2 separate regions of the Homo sapiens genome follow, and region 2 is linked to region 1. A link is a contact called in ENCODE Hi-C data. All regions are on one chromosome and are shown on one strand. Each heading gives the region's core, a stretch centred on a gene start or an enhancer-like site at or near the end of the contact. The rest is flanking DNA. Distances are from core to core; before and after follow the strand shown.

The links. Hi-C counts contacts between places; a loop is a spot of excess contacts on that map. Pooled maps may share reads with other maps.
Region 2: a map of PC-9 shows a loop between it and region 1 (2.7-fold over the local background). The contact joins the enhancer-like site here to the promoter of CAMKK1 in region 1. A Hi-C loop is called at or near these places in 1 of 168 maps with a recorded cell type or tissue (PC-9) and 1 of 50 pooled maps.

The regions. Positions count from the first base shown.
Region 1 is chr17:3,889,569-3,896,235 of GRCh38, reverse strand. CAMKK1 (calcium/calmodulin dependent protein kinase kinase 1) reads left to right here and starts at 3,183. Exons shown (of 16, transcript NM_032294.3): 1 at 3,183-3,297. RefSeq lists silencers at 2,737-3,276, 3,307-3,486, 3,627-3,876.
Region 2 is chr17:4,157,706-4,164,372 of GRCh38, reverse strand. It overlaps ANKFY1 (ankyrin repeat and FYVE domain containing 1), which reads left to right. Exons shown (of 25, transcript NM_001330063.2): 25 at 1-552. Among named protein-coding and RNA genes, the nearest start is that of CYB5D2, 18 kb to the right of the region's middle. Within about 2 kb of position 2,977, at least 14 of the 41 ENCODE cell types and tissues checked have a DNase peak (open chromatin) inside an H3K27ac peak, as active enhancers do; they include PC-9, where a contact is called at or near this core.

The sequences.
Region 1 (6,667 bases), core at 1,934-4,433:
AGGGGAGGAGGGACTTGACTGAGGCTGTGTGGAGGGCCCTGCTGTGGGCATGACCTCAGGCCTGGATTTACAGCCAGGTAGGATCTCTGGGCAGCATCCCCCACCCAGTCACCATGCTCTGTCTAGACCAGTGCCGTCCCATAGAACCTTCTGGAATGATGGAAATATTCTCTATCTATGCTGTCCAATAGGGTACCCAGAAGCCACAGGTGGCCTCGGTGGAAATATGCAGCCAAGGAAATGAAATTCGTATTTTATTTACTTTTAATTAATTAATCAATATTTTTTTTTTGAGACGGAATTTTGCTCTGTCGCCCAGGCTGGAGTGCAGTGGCACGATCTCGGCTCACTGCAGCCTCCAGCCCCTGAGCTCAAGCAATTCTCCTGCCTCAGCCTCCCAAGTAGCTAGGATTACAGGTGCCCACCACCACGCCTTGCTAATTTTTTTTTGTATTTTTAGTAGAGATGGGGTTTCACCATGTTGGTTGGCCAGGCTGGTCTCAAACTCCTGACCTCAGGTGATCCGCCTGCCTCGGCCTTCCAAAGTGCTGGGATTACAGGCGGGAGCCACCATGACTGCCCAATTTACTTTTAATTAATTTAAATAGTTACATGTGACTAGTGGCTACCAGACTGGACAACACAGGCCAGCCCCTGCCATCTCCCTCAGGGCCTTGGCCTTCTGCCCTCTTCCCCAACCAAGACCTATCATTTAGATTTTATAAGACTGGAACTTCCTCTTCTGCCCCCCCTTCTTTCTCCAGACACACCTGCTTTTGCACTTTCTGCCCCCTTCCCTTCCAAGTGAGCAGAAAAGGGTCCCTCCTCTGTATTCAGCCTCACCACCCAGCCCAGAGGCTGCCCAGCAGAAGCCACCTCCATTCTCCTACCCCTACATCTGTCCCCCTCTTCTGCCTCCTCCTGGCCCAGGTTCCCCAGCAGCTCTGCCCCTCTCCCCTCACTGCAACCCTTCCAGAAAGACCAGTCCACACTTCCCTCTGCAATTGGCCTCCACCCCAACCACTTCTCCTAGGTGCCCTTGCCAAGGTCACTGGCAGTGTCCTGGTTGCCAAGTCTTAAGCAGACACTTGGGCCCCATATCCTGCTTGGCCTGACAGCTTCTCACATTGTTGTCCAAGCCTTCCTTGTCGAAAGATTTCCTTCCAGCAGCTCCTAGGACACACCCTTTCCTGACTTCCCAGCCTGTCTGGCGTGCAAGGAAAAGACAGGTTTCAATTGCAGCTCTGCCACAGTTCACTGTGTGTCCTTGGGGGAAGTGGCTTAACTCTCCAAGCCTCCTCTGTGAGTCAAGGATAATAACAACTTCTTTTTTTTTTTTTTTTTAAATAGAGACAGAGTTTCACTATGTGGACCAGGCTGTTCTCAAACTCCTGGGCTCAAATGATACGCTCCACCTCAGCCTTCCAAAGGGCTGGGATTACCGGCATGAGCTACTGCACCCGGACAATAATAGCTTTTAGTAGGGTTGAGGAAAGACCTGTAAACAGCACCTGGCATACAGTCGAGCTCTGCCCCTCAATCTATCCACCCTCTCAATGGTGGAGTCCACTAGTTGTTCCGGATATCTGTTCTCCCGGTAGCAATTCAGTCCTTGGTTCTTGGTTGGGCATGTGGCTGCCCAGAATGGAAGCTGCATTTCCCAGCTTTCTCTTGCAGCTGGGTCTGGTCATGTTAAGTAAGCTCAAGCGGTGTATGTGAAAGTGCCACGTGGCAACTTCTGGGAACTTTCCTGAAAAGAGAGCTGGTGCAGACCCTCTGCCCTCTTCTTCATCCTTTTCTCCACTCCACTGCCTGGAATGCGTTATGTGATTGCTGGAGCTCTAGCTGGTATCCTGAACCATGAGGTCAAAAGCCACACTCAAGTTGCTGGAATTATTCATTCAACAACATCCACTGAGCACCTGTGCCATGCGACAGGCTGTGTGCTGGACGAATCAGGCACAGTGCTTGCCATCCAGGAGCTCCCAGTCCCAATGAGGAACCAGCAGGTAAACAGATGCCAGGTACAAGGAAGTACCTGGGTGGGGCCACTAACCCATGCTGGAAGTGGGGAGGTCATGGAGAAGGTTTCCAGGCAGAAGTAGGATTGAATTGAACCCTGAAAGACGAGTAGGCGTTAAACAGGCAGGTGGCTGGGAGTAAGGCTATACAGGGCTTGATTAGACCTATTCTCACGGTGAGCCATAGAAAATGCCTCTCGGTGGACTTGTGTTCCTGAAAACTTGCTCTGGGTGCCAGGGAGAGAAAGGCTAGTAGGAGGTGAGACTGGATGGGGCTGGAGGCCAGGGAGGAGGCTGCTGCAGCAATCAGGGACAAGATGGTGGTAGCCTGAGCTAAGGGAGGGGAAGTGGGGTGGAGAGGAGTGGGCCGATTCCAGGGATAGTTAAGAGGCAGTATGGCAGGGCCTGGAGATGGACTGGTTGGAGCAGGAAACAGGGAGGCAGCAGGTGACTCCCAGGCTCCTGGCTCCACTTCGAGACAGGGACGCAGGAGGTTAGATTTGGGGGAAGGATATGGGGCAAGTGGTGGTGCCAGAGGATTCACACGCGGAGGCGTTAGGGGAAGAGGTGGCGGCAGAGTCCCCAGGAACAGCCACAGCGAAGGTCACCTCACTGTCCTGCTGAGTTCCCTCTACTCCCTCGGCCCTCGCTAGGCCATTCCTGTCGCCGGCTCACCGAGCAAGCACTTCACTCTGTGCTAAGCCACCTCTCGGCCTCTCTGCCCCCGCCCCGCAGAAGCTACACTCCTGGGCCTGCCATTCAAGGCCTTCCTCCCCGGGCCTCGCCCCTCCCTCGCACGCACCGCGCCTCGCCCGGGAGGGAGGGGCGCTCTGGCTCCTGCAGGCCGGGATGGGGGCGCAAAGGGTTTGGCGGGGAAGCACGGTCCCCTGCAGGCCCAGGAGAAGGGCCCACGCCGCGGCCGGGAGGGACTTCGGGGACCCCAGGACGCCGGGGGCGTGGCGAGGTCGGCCCCGCCGCAGGGGAGGGAGGGCCCCTACCGCGCCGCCCACCGCGGTCCCTTAGTCCAGGAGGGGGCGGGAGTCCCGGGCTCCGATTGGGCGGCGCTGGCGGGGCCGTTCGCTCCGACCAATGAGCGCCGGCCGGGCGCGGCGGTGGGCGGGGCAGCGAGCGCTGCCCGGAGCCGCGGCGCCCGCGGGCTGAGCTCGGCGATCTGGGCCCCAGCGAGGCGGTGGGGCGGGGCGGGGCGGGGCGGGGCGCGCAGCAGGAGCGAGTGGGGCCGCCCGCCGGGCCGCGGACACTGTCGCCCGGCGCCCAGGTAGGGATCGGCGGGGCGGGGACGCGGGCGAGGAGCAGGAGGACGAACGCCTTAACACCTGCCCCGAGCCTGCAAGGGAGAGGCGGGGGGGGTCTGCCAGGCCGCGTCTACGAGGGAGCTGGGATCTGGTCAGGGCGGGGATCCTTCCCCTTCTGTCTGCGGGGCCGGGTCTGCGGGGTGCCTCGCGGAGTCTGCTCGGGTCTGCGCCGGCCGCCGGGACCGCATCGCCGCGGGTGCCCCGCCGTCTGCGTTCTTCCCCGCTTCTGTCTGCGGACCGCATCCATCCCCGGTGCACTGTCCCCCGCGCCCGGCTCCTGGTGGAGGCCACGTCTGTGCGGAGTGGGCCCGGCCCGGGGCACCCACGTGCGGTTCTCCGCGGAGCGCTCCTCCCACGGCCCGCCGGAGCGTCTTCCTGCAGGAGCCGGGGGCGGGGTGGGAGATGAATGGGGCGGCGGCGGCGCGCGGCTCAGGCTGCGCAGGGTCCTGCCTTGGCTGGGGCGAGAGGGGGCGGCAGAGGCGGGCGCTGCGGCTTCGGGGCCCGGGAGGCGCAGGGCTGGTGGCTGGGGGGGTGTCCACGTGCGCAGGGACCTGCGTGTGCTGTTTGGAGGCGGGTGTGCGTGTGTCACGTGGACGCGGGAGTGTGCCTGTGTCTGCGTGGGGGGTGCAGGACAGGATGGAGTGGTGTGTGAGGGCGGGTCACGCGGACACGGGCGTGTGCCTGTCAGGGGAGGGGGTGTGCTCAAGTCTTGGCGTTGCAGGGCTGTGCAGAGAAGGCTGTGTCACAGGCCACAGGACCGGGCCTTGGTGGTGTCCGCAGGGCGGGCACAGGAGTGTGGGAGGGGCACACAGCCTGTGCGCGCTGGAGGATCCCAGGGAAGTGGCGCTGGCCTCCCCAAGCCCTGCCCTCTTTCCTCCAGTACATACAAATTGACCCCCCACTGCGTCCCAGGCGCACACACTCTGGGGACCCTTCGCCTCTTCCTCGGTCTCCCACCGTCAGTCCTCACAGCAGCCATGGGAGTCGTTTTAAACCTCACCTAACCGAGGCACTCCCCTGCTCACAACCTCCCCCTGGCTTTGGGGGCCTCCTGGGCTCTGTCCACCAAGCTCTCCCCACCCCCAAACCAAGCCCGGAGTCCCAGCCAGGAAATGACTCTCCTATATGCACAGTGCAAACTTCCATCCTCGCCTCATCCTGAAATCCTGCTCAGTGCTCAGAAGAGAGCTCAGGTGCCACCTCCTCTAGGAAGCCATCCCTGAGGCCAGCACAATGAGTGAGGGGGCTTTCTCTCCAGATGTAACTCCTCTTGCTATCAGGTGCCTCTTATGTGGGGAAGACTCCACTCCAGCCACGTCAGCCTCCCTGCTGTTCTTCATACTGAGCAAGCACTGTCCCCTCATGGCGTTTGCACCTGCTGGTCCCTGCACCTGAAATGCTCTTCCCCAGATAACTACACTGCCTACTGCCCCTTCCTTCCTTCAGGTGTCTGCTCCAGTCCTGCTCCCAAAAGGCCTTCCTCAACTACACTGTATCAGCAGCATCTCCCAGCCCCTTTCTCTTGATCCTTCTTACTCGGCTGTATTTTTCTTCCTATATGTACCACTTGACATATCATATCTGAATCACTGGCTTTCTTGTTTGTTGCTTCTTGCCCCCACGAGAAATTAAACTGTATGAGAGCAGAGACTTGGTCTTTTTGGTTCACTGCTGTATCTCCCCACACAGGCTTGCACAGAGTCTGGCAGACAGCAGGTGCTCCGTGACTATTTGTGCTTGCATCCCAGGCGTCCATGTCCCTGGCTGCTCCCTAGCCTGTGACCCCCCCCCCAACCTTGCCCCCAGTCTGAGGCCACTTCTGCTCCTCTATCCATGACATTCCGAGTTCCTGGAAGGCCAGGTCTGGGAGAACTATAACCACATTTGCATGTTGGAAATCCCTCCAGCAGCTGGTGTGGAGGATGGGGTAGGGTGGGGTGGAGGTGTTAGCCTGGAGTCAGGGAAGACCCACATAGTGGGAAACGAAGCAGTGGGTAGAATCTGGACTTCTAAGGGGTTTGACTTGGTGAGCTCACCCAGCAGGTAGTGGGGAGATCAAGGAGGGCTCAGAAGAGGCGATGTCTGAGCTGTCCTCCAGGCAGCAGAGGAGAGGGAGGTGTGTTCCTGGCAGAAGGCACAGCTTGTACTGAGGCCTGGCAGCAGAACAGAGTATGCAATTTGGGAAGCTGTGGTGTGGCTGCAGTGGAGAGTAAGTGTGGGGTTGTGGGGAGCAAGGGTGGGCAACAGGGAAAGGACGAGTGACAAGGAGGGCTCCCGGATTGCTGACCTGGGTCAGGAAAGAATGGGGAGGGTGTGGTACCCGTCTCGCAATGGAGACAGAGGAGGACGAGCAGGTTTGGGGAAGATGCTGAGTTGAATCTGGGGCCTGTTGGATCTGAGCTGCTCGGGAACATGGACGGGGAGGTGGCAGCTAGCTGGAAAGAGTGGGGCTGGAGGCACAGACCTGGTGTGGAGGATGAGGAGGGGCAGAGGATGAGGCCTGGAGACCATCAGCCTCCGTGGGTGGGCCAGGACGATGCGCTGGGGGTAGCTGTGCTGAGTCAGGCAACAGCCCGTATTGGTGCTTGGGGGCTCCCCAGGGATGGTGGGAGCGGGCGTCCTCACAGCAGGAGTCGTCAAGCATGACTTGGCACCAGACGCCTGGGCCTCCCTCAAGGGGACTGAGTCATCCCGGGTGGGGGCGGGAGCTGCGGAGGGCACCCGTTGCCAGGGCCATCCAGATACTCGCCAGGATCATAAACACAGCTCCAGTGAGGCGGCCCAGGCATGGGAGGACCACCTTCTGTGTCTGGCCTGGGTGGCCGCCACCTCTGCGGCTTTCCCTTCTGTTCGGTCCTCTGCTGGTCACGGCTGTCCATCCCCTCGCCTGGATGTAGCTGGTCCCCTGCCTCGGCTTGGCACTGGGGTTCACAGCGGCCTTCCAGCGCTCAGAATGAGGCCTGACCAGGGCCTGACCAGCTCCCAGGTGGAGCTACTTGAACCCGCGTGGATGGCAGCAGGGTCTGCCTGCTCTGGGGCTCCTTTGAGGGATGCAGCTGGATGGGGCATGTCCTGTGGAAGAAGCCAGGCCAAGTGGGCGTCTGGAGCCGGGGGCCCACATTCCTTGGGAGTGGCCAGACGCTTGGGGGGTGGGGCACAGCCTGGGAGGAAAAACCTGGGTGGGGGATATGTGCCAGGCCATCTTGGAGCTGGGGGCAGAGGTGGGGTTGGACCTTGCACATCAAGGCTCTCTTGGACGCTTCTAGACACAGCCACATCCCAGCCCCACAGTGCTGTGGCACAAACTACTCCTGTGTCCACACCTCATTCTGT
Region 2 (6,667 bases), core at 1,728-4,227, 270 kb before region 1:
GGCAAGATAAAAACCCTGAAATTCCCAGAAGTTACAGATGCCTTAAAGACTTTCTTTGGAAGATCATTGCCTGTACTATTCCTTTTTTGTGTGGCATAAATAATATATTAACCTGTTACAACTGACAACATTGGTTTTCTGCAGCTAGGGAGTCTTGAGTCGAGACTGCTCGCCTTGATGACTTGCTCTTTTTTGGCAGATGTGTGGAGTTGGCTGTTACGACATCCCTGTGTGATCCCAGAGGAGGGGCAGTAGCTGGGCAGAAACTGCAGGCACACATTTGGGTGGATCACCTGGCTTCCAGCCCCTTCGGGGTGGTGCTCAGTGTGGGGTGATGGTATCATAGAGGACCACGGCGCTTATCAGCATTGTTTCTTTGGAGTCTGTGTAATGGAATGTATTTTTCAAATACTGATATTTGCATTTTCTGTAACAATTCCTTATAATAAAATGAAGTAAAATTGTGCATTTAAAGTGGAAACTTTAATAAGACATTTGTAGTTACTTCTAATGCAGAAGTACCAATAAGCATTAAAAACAAATTTTAGAAAACTCCTGACGTGAATAAGTTTCTTGACCAGCTGCCCTCCAGAAAGTTTGAATTCCAACATTTTTCAGGAACATGCTGTTGACAGCAGTAAAAGTAGCTATTTTATGTATGTATTTTTAATTTTTAAAAGTTTCAGTAGGTTTTTGGGGTTCAGGTGGTGTTTGGTTACGTGAGGTTCTTTAGCGGTGATTTCCAGGATTTTGGGGCACCCATCACCCAAGCAGTGTACACTGGACCCTTTTATCCCTCACCCCAACCCTTTCCCCTGAGCCCCCAAAGTCCACTGTATCATTCTTAATGCCTTTACGTCCTCATGGCTTAGCTCCCGAAAAGTAGTTATTTTAAACATACTAGCTGCCTGAACTTACTGTGCCCTTGGCCCAGATTTCAGCTCATAGCACCGAGCGTGATCACTGAGGCAGTCTCAGTCACCGTCACCTGACCCCTCTGAAGTTCTCAAGAGGATCCACTCATGAGGAGCTTTCTGCTGGCCGAGGCGTGAAGGGCGACTGGCACTGTGGGTTTCAGAGAATGCTAAGGACAGTTTCAGGCCTTGCAAATTAAAACCTAGTGATCCATAAAGCCCCTGTACAAATCACTACCAATCAAGCAGCTCACGTGGCCCTCACGCTGTCCTGAGCAAATGTATTCCCTTTTTCCTGTCTTCCATTTTGCTTACCCCTAGGTCAGACTAGCTGTGGTGATTGATAGAGCTCATAAAGCTCATTCTCCAGTGGCTTTTCTCCTAGTTAATATGCATGTGAAGTGTTTCCACAGGACAATCCCAAGTAATCCTCACAGCTGCCCTTGAGGCGAACAGTGCTAACCACGCTGTCACTGGTTATGATAAGCGAAGCACAAACAGTAACCAGGCACATCAACTTCCACACGTTTGCCCAGCCAGGGAGAGCACTGGGTTTTAGTTCTGCTTTTTTATTCATGAGCTGAGAGTTCTGGGCGAGTTTCCTAACTTCTTTGCCTCTGTTTCCCTATCTACATAATGGGGGCGGGACTGTAGTCCTTAACTGACAGGGTTGCCTGGAGGAAGGTGATCAGTAATGTGTCCTTCTCATCCAAGTACCCGGATTCTGGTGTGTGCACCGCAGGCTCTTCTGGCAGTATCTGCTGCCACCGGAAGAAATCTGGGGGCTCTGGCAGTAGGAAGTACTCTCAAGGCTAGGGTCCAGCCTAGGGTTGTTGCCCTTCTCTGAGGCACCCACAGACTTCTGAGCAGGCACAGTCCTAACCTCCCCATTGGGGCCAGCTTTCAGAGTACAGCTTTGCCTAGAGCAAAGTGAGTGTGGGGCGGGGCGGGGGTCACGCAGTGGCTCAGCTGTGACCAAAAAACGTCAGACTCTTCACTCTTAGATGTTTATAGAAAACTGTAATCTCAGAATGAAAAGGCAAATGTTGAAACTTCTTTCAAGATGACTTCTTTATTTTTGGGTTTTGTTTGTTTGTTTTGGGAGAGTCTCTCTCTGTCGCCCAGGCTGGAGTGCAGTGGTGTGATCTCGGCTCACTGCAGCCTCCACCTCCCCAGTAGCTAGGACTGCAGATGCGTACCACCACACCCAGCTAATTTTTGTATTTTAGTAGAGATGGGGTTTCACCATGTTGGCCGGGCTGGCCTCCATCGAACTCCTGGCTTCAAGAGATCCGCCCACCTTGGGCTCCCAAAGTGCTGGGATTATAAGCGCCCGGCCTCCTTCACAATGTTGGAGTGGAGTGCAGCTGCAAAGGCTTTGCCTTGACACTGTGCTCACTGGTGTGGCAGAGATCAGACTCGCATCACAAAGCCCAGCTCTGTCACCCGACGGTTGATGTAACTATTAGAAGAGGTGGGGAGATATTTATGCCCCTTTTCTGGGCCATAAAATGGGAACTTCTCAAGGCAGGCATAGAGATTAAATGAGAACAAGGCCTGGCCCAGCATAGTTGCCCAATATGTATGTTTTCTCCTTCCCTTCCTTCTGCCAGCAAGTCTAACTGCATGCTCAGCCTAAGCTGAGCTTATCTGTGGCTTCCATCAGGGCCTTGCCCTTCCTCCCCCATGGTTTTGCCCAGGGCCACCTGTACTGGAGAGGGAAAGGCCAGGCATTTCTCCAGTAATTACCAGCTTCTCATGGCTGAGCCCTTCAGGCCATTAAAATGACAACCTACTCTTGCTGAACCTAATTCTTTGCTGAATCCTTTGCCCTGACATGAGAGATGTGTTACCAGATTAAGTAGGAAGGTAAGTACCATAAGGTAAGTATCAAAAAGGAAATGAATTCTCAACTGAGCAAGGAACAGAGCAGGCTGCTGAAGCCAGCCAAGTCTGTCCTGGAGCCTGCACGCAGGGCTCTTGCATCAGTCAGAGATCAGGTACCCTCTAGGCACGGCCAGAGCCCGCAGCTGGCTGGAATGACTAATGCTCCTTTTTGTTTGTTTGTTTTTTGAAGGATCAGAACATCTTGGGACCTGGCCCTCACACTCTCCCTGCATTCCTACCGCAAGGACAGCCTCTGGCTGCTCTACTGGGTTTATTCCACCATACTATAAGCCCCCTGAGGTCGGAAGCCTTGCTTCCTCGACCACCCAACCCTAACGTGATGCCTGGCACATAGTAGGTTCTTGGTAAGTTATTTGCTGAATGACTAAGGAGGACTAAATCATGGGCAGTAACTAGTTTCCAGTTAGCATGGAGTTGGGGGCTGTTTCTGGTTAATAGAGAAGTCTCAGCACTGAGCTCAGGGACTGCCTAGAACTCAGAAGAAAATCCTAATTTCAGCTCTTCTTTCTGTCTGCTCCTGGTCCTGCCCCAGGGAGGGCAGAGACATACAGAAATATGGAGGAGTGAAAATGGCACCGAATCAGGCATCCAGAGCTTTGAGTTCTAGGCTCAGGTCCATGCTCAGTGACTTAAGTTCTATGTGCCTTTATTGCCTTATCTCCAAAAAGTGCGGTGGCTCACGCCTGTAATCCCAGCACTTTGGGAGGCCGAGGTGGGCAGATTGCTTGAGCCCAGGAGTTGGAGACCAGGCTGGGCAACAAGGTAAAACCCCATCTCTACAAAAATAAAAAACTAGCCGGGCATGCTGGTACGTGCCCATCATCCCAGCTACTCGGGAGGCTGAAGTGGCAGAATCTTTTTGAGCCCGGGAGGTCAAGGCTGCAGTGAGCTATGATCACGCCACTGCACTCCAGCCTGGGCAACAGAGTAAGACCCTGTCTCAAAAAAAGAAACAACTCTGCACGAACTTCCCACACGCTAGGTGCGGTGGATATAGGGGTACAGCGCTGAGTAAAGTGGATTATAGGGGCATGGTGCTGAGTCACGTGGATATAGGGGTGAGGAGCTGAGTCACATGGATATGGGGTAAGGCTCTGAGTCATGTAGATATAGGGGTACAGCGCTGAGTAATGTGGATTATAGGGGTACGGCACTGAGTAAAGTGGATTATAGGGGTACGGAGCTGAGTTGCGTGAATGTAGGGGTACAGCGCTGAGTTGTGGATATAGGGGCACAGAGCCGAGTCGTGGATATCGGGGTATGGAGCCGAGTCGTGGATACAGGGGTACGGCGCTGAGTCATGTGGATACAGGGGTACGGAGCTGAGTCATGTGGATTATAGGGGTACGGAGCTGGGTCGTGGATATAGGGGTACGGAGCTGAGTCATGTGGATTATAGGGGTACGGAGCTGAGTCATGTGGATATAGGGGTACGGAGCTGAGTCGTGGATATAGGGGTACGGCGCTGAGTCATGTGGATTATAGGGGTACAGAGCTGAGTCATGTGGATATAGGGGTACGGCGCTGAGTCATGTGGATATAGGGGTACGGCGCTGAGTCATGTGGATATAGGGGTACGGACAGTCGTGGATTATAGGGGTACAGAGCTCAGTCATGTGGATATAGGGGTACATAGCTGAGTCATGTGGATATAGGGGTACGGAGCTGAGTCATGTGAATATAGGGGTACGGAGCTGAGTTGTGGATATAGGGATATGGAGCTGAGTCGTGGATATAGGGGTACGGAGCTGAGTCATGTGGATATAGGGGTATGGAGCTGAATCACACTGGGGCTCTGTCCTCAGAGTGTCTGAGGTCCAGTGCAAGAGGTTGATAGGAAGTTCATGGTAAGAGCCCACTGTGATATGAGCACAGCCATGGAGCAGGGAAAGTGCGTCTATAGCTCACTGCTGGCCCAACAGTTAATGAAGGCTCCCAAGAGGGGCCTGATTGAGCTGAATATTGAAGCAATACGGGGTGGATTAATTCAACGGAGGAAGAAGCGTCATTCCAGGCAAAAGAAACAGCTTGTGTGAAGGCACTGCAGACATAACGCAGTGAGAGGGAGGCTGGACAGGAGGTGCACATGGGAGGAGATGGGAAAGGTACAGGCCTAAGAGGAGAGAGGCCACAGAAGGGCCTCGTGTGGCACGCAGCAGAGGAGCTGGCACTCAGTCCTTATAGATCAGGGGAGCCCCTGAGGAGGCTTAAATGGGGGATGCCTTGATCATCTTTAAGAAAGAGCTTGGCCAGGTGCGGTGGCTCACGCATGCAATCCTGGCACTTTGGGAGGACGAGGTGGGTGGATCACAAGGTCAGGATTTCGAGACCAGCCTGACCAACATAGTGAAACCCCATCTCTACTAAGAGTACAAAAATTAGCTGGGTGTAGTGGCACGTGCCTGTAATCCCCAGCTACTTGGGAGGCTGAGGCAGGAGAATCGCTTGAACCCAGGGAGTGGAGGTTGCAGTGAGCCAAGATTGTGCCACCGAGGTTGCAGTGAGCCGAGATCGCGCCACTGTACTCCAGCCTGGGCAAAAGAGCAAGACTCCATCTCAAAAAAAAAAAAAGAAAGAAAGAAAGAAAGAAAGACGGCTCCCAGCAGTGTGGAGGAGGGATTGGAGGGAGGGAGTACAGTTAGGATCCTTCAGTAATCCAAGTGAGAAATGACAGCCTAGGCCAGAGGAAGAGTACTAGGGACAGATAAGAGGGAAGGAAAGGGAGAGAATGAGGGAGGCAGAGGTCCCAGGACCTGCAGGCGGGTTAGGAGGAGGGAAGGGAGGATGGAGTGTGGACGGCTGCTCGGATGCTGACTCTGCGTGTAGCTGGTGGTGCCATTCCCTTGGAGAACTAGAAGCAGCATGGGAGGGGAAGGTGAAATGCTCTGCAAAGCTGCCTGGAGTAGACGTGCAGGTTTGACGGTCTAAGTAACTGTCGGATTTGGAGTGAGAGGAGCCAATGGGAAGGGGTTTGTGGAGGCAAAACGGGGTTCTCAAGGCAATTAAGAAGGAATGGGCAGAGGCAAAAAGGGAAGCAGGATAAAGCCCAGCGAGGGTTTCATGGAGGACCCCACGGTCCACAGTATCCAGAGTGACAAAGCCTAGGTAAGAACTGGATGTGACCACGGAATGTGCCAATGCAGAATTTCTCCTGATTTTTAGAGCAAATGGAGCTGAAAAGCAAAGCTAGTGAGTATAAGCCAAAACTGGAGTTGAGGGAATGTTTATGATGTGAGAGAAGTGAGCTGTTTGATGCATACCTGGGGGAAGATCCAGGAGACGGGGAGAGGTTAAAGGTACAAGAGGGGCAGGTGAGGAGGATGGCGGGGGCAGGCAAAAGGAGCCATGAGCCAGAGCCCAAGTGTAAGGAACAGCTGTGGCCATAGGGGCAATAAGCCCGGGTCTGCCAGTGAGGGGACAGGGGCAGTGAGCACGGGTCTGCCAGTGAGGGGACAGGGGCAGTGAGCACGGGTCTGCCAGTGAAGGGGACAGGGGCAGTGAGTACGGGTCTGCCAGTGAAGGGGAGGCAGCCTCCATTTTCTAGTCTGTGAATCTGGAAAGCGATTTAGTGAAATGAATGATGGAGAAAAAGGAGACAGTGACAGAGAGGGAGGAAGCTGGTGGATGTTGAGGGTGAGACTGAGCGGCAAAGGGAGCTGGGTGGAAGCTCTGATGAGGCGATGCACAGAGGCCGTGGCGCTGTCTGTGGTAGTGCTGGTCCCACTTCTCTGTCTGAAGTAGGAACACTCCTTGCCCCCATCTACCTTCACAAGTAGTCAAGAGGTAACAGGTATGACATTGCCAGATGACGCTGGACATACAAACCACTGGACAAGCAGCAAGCC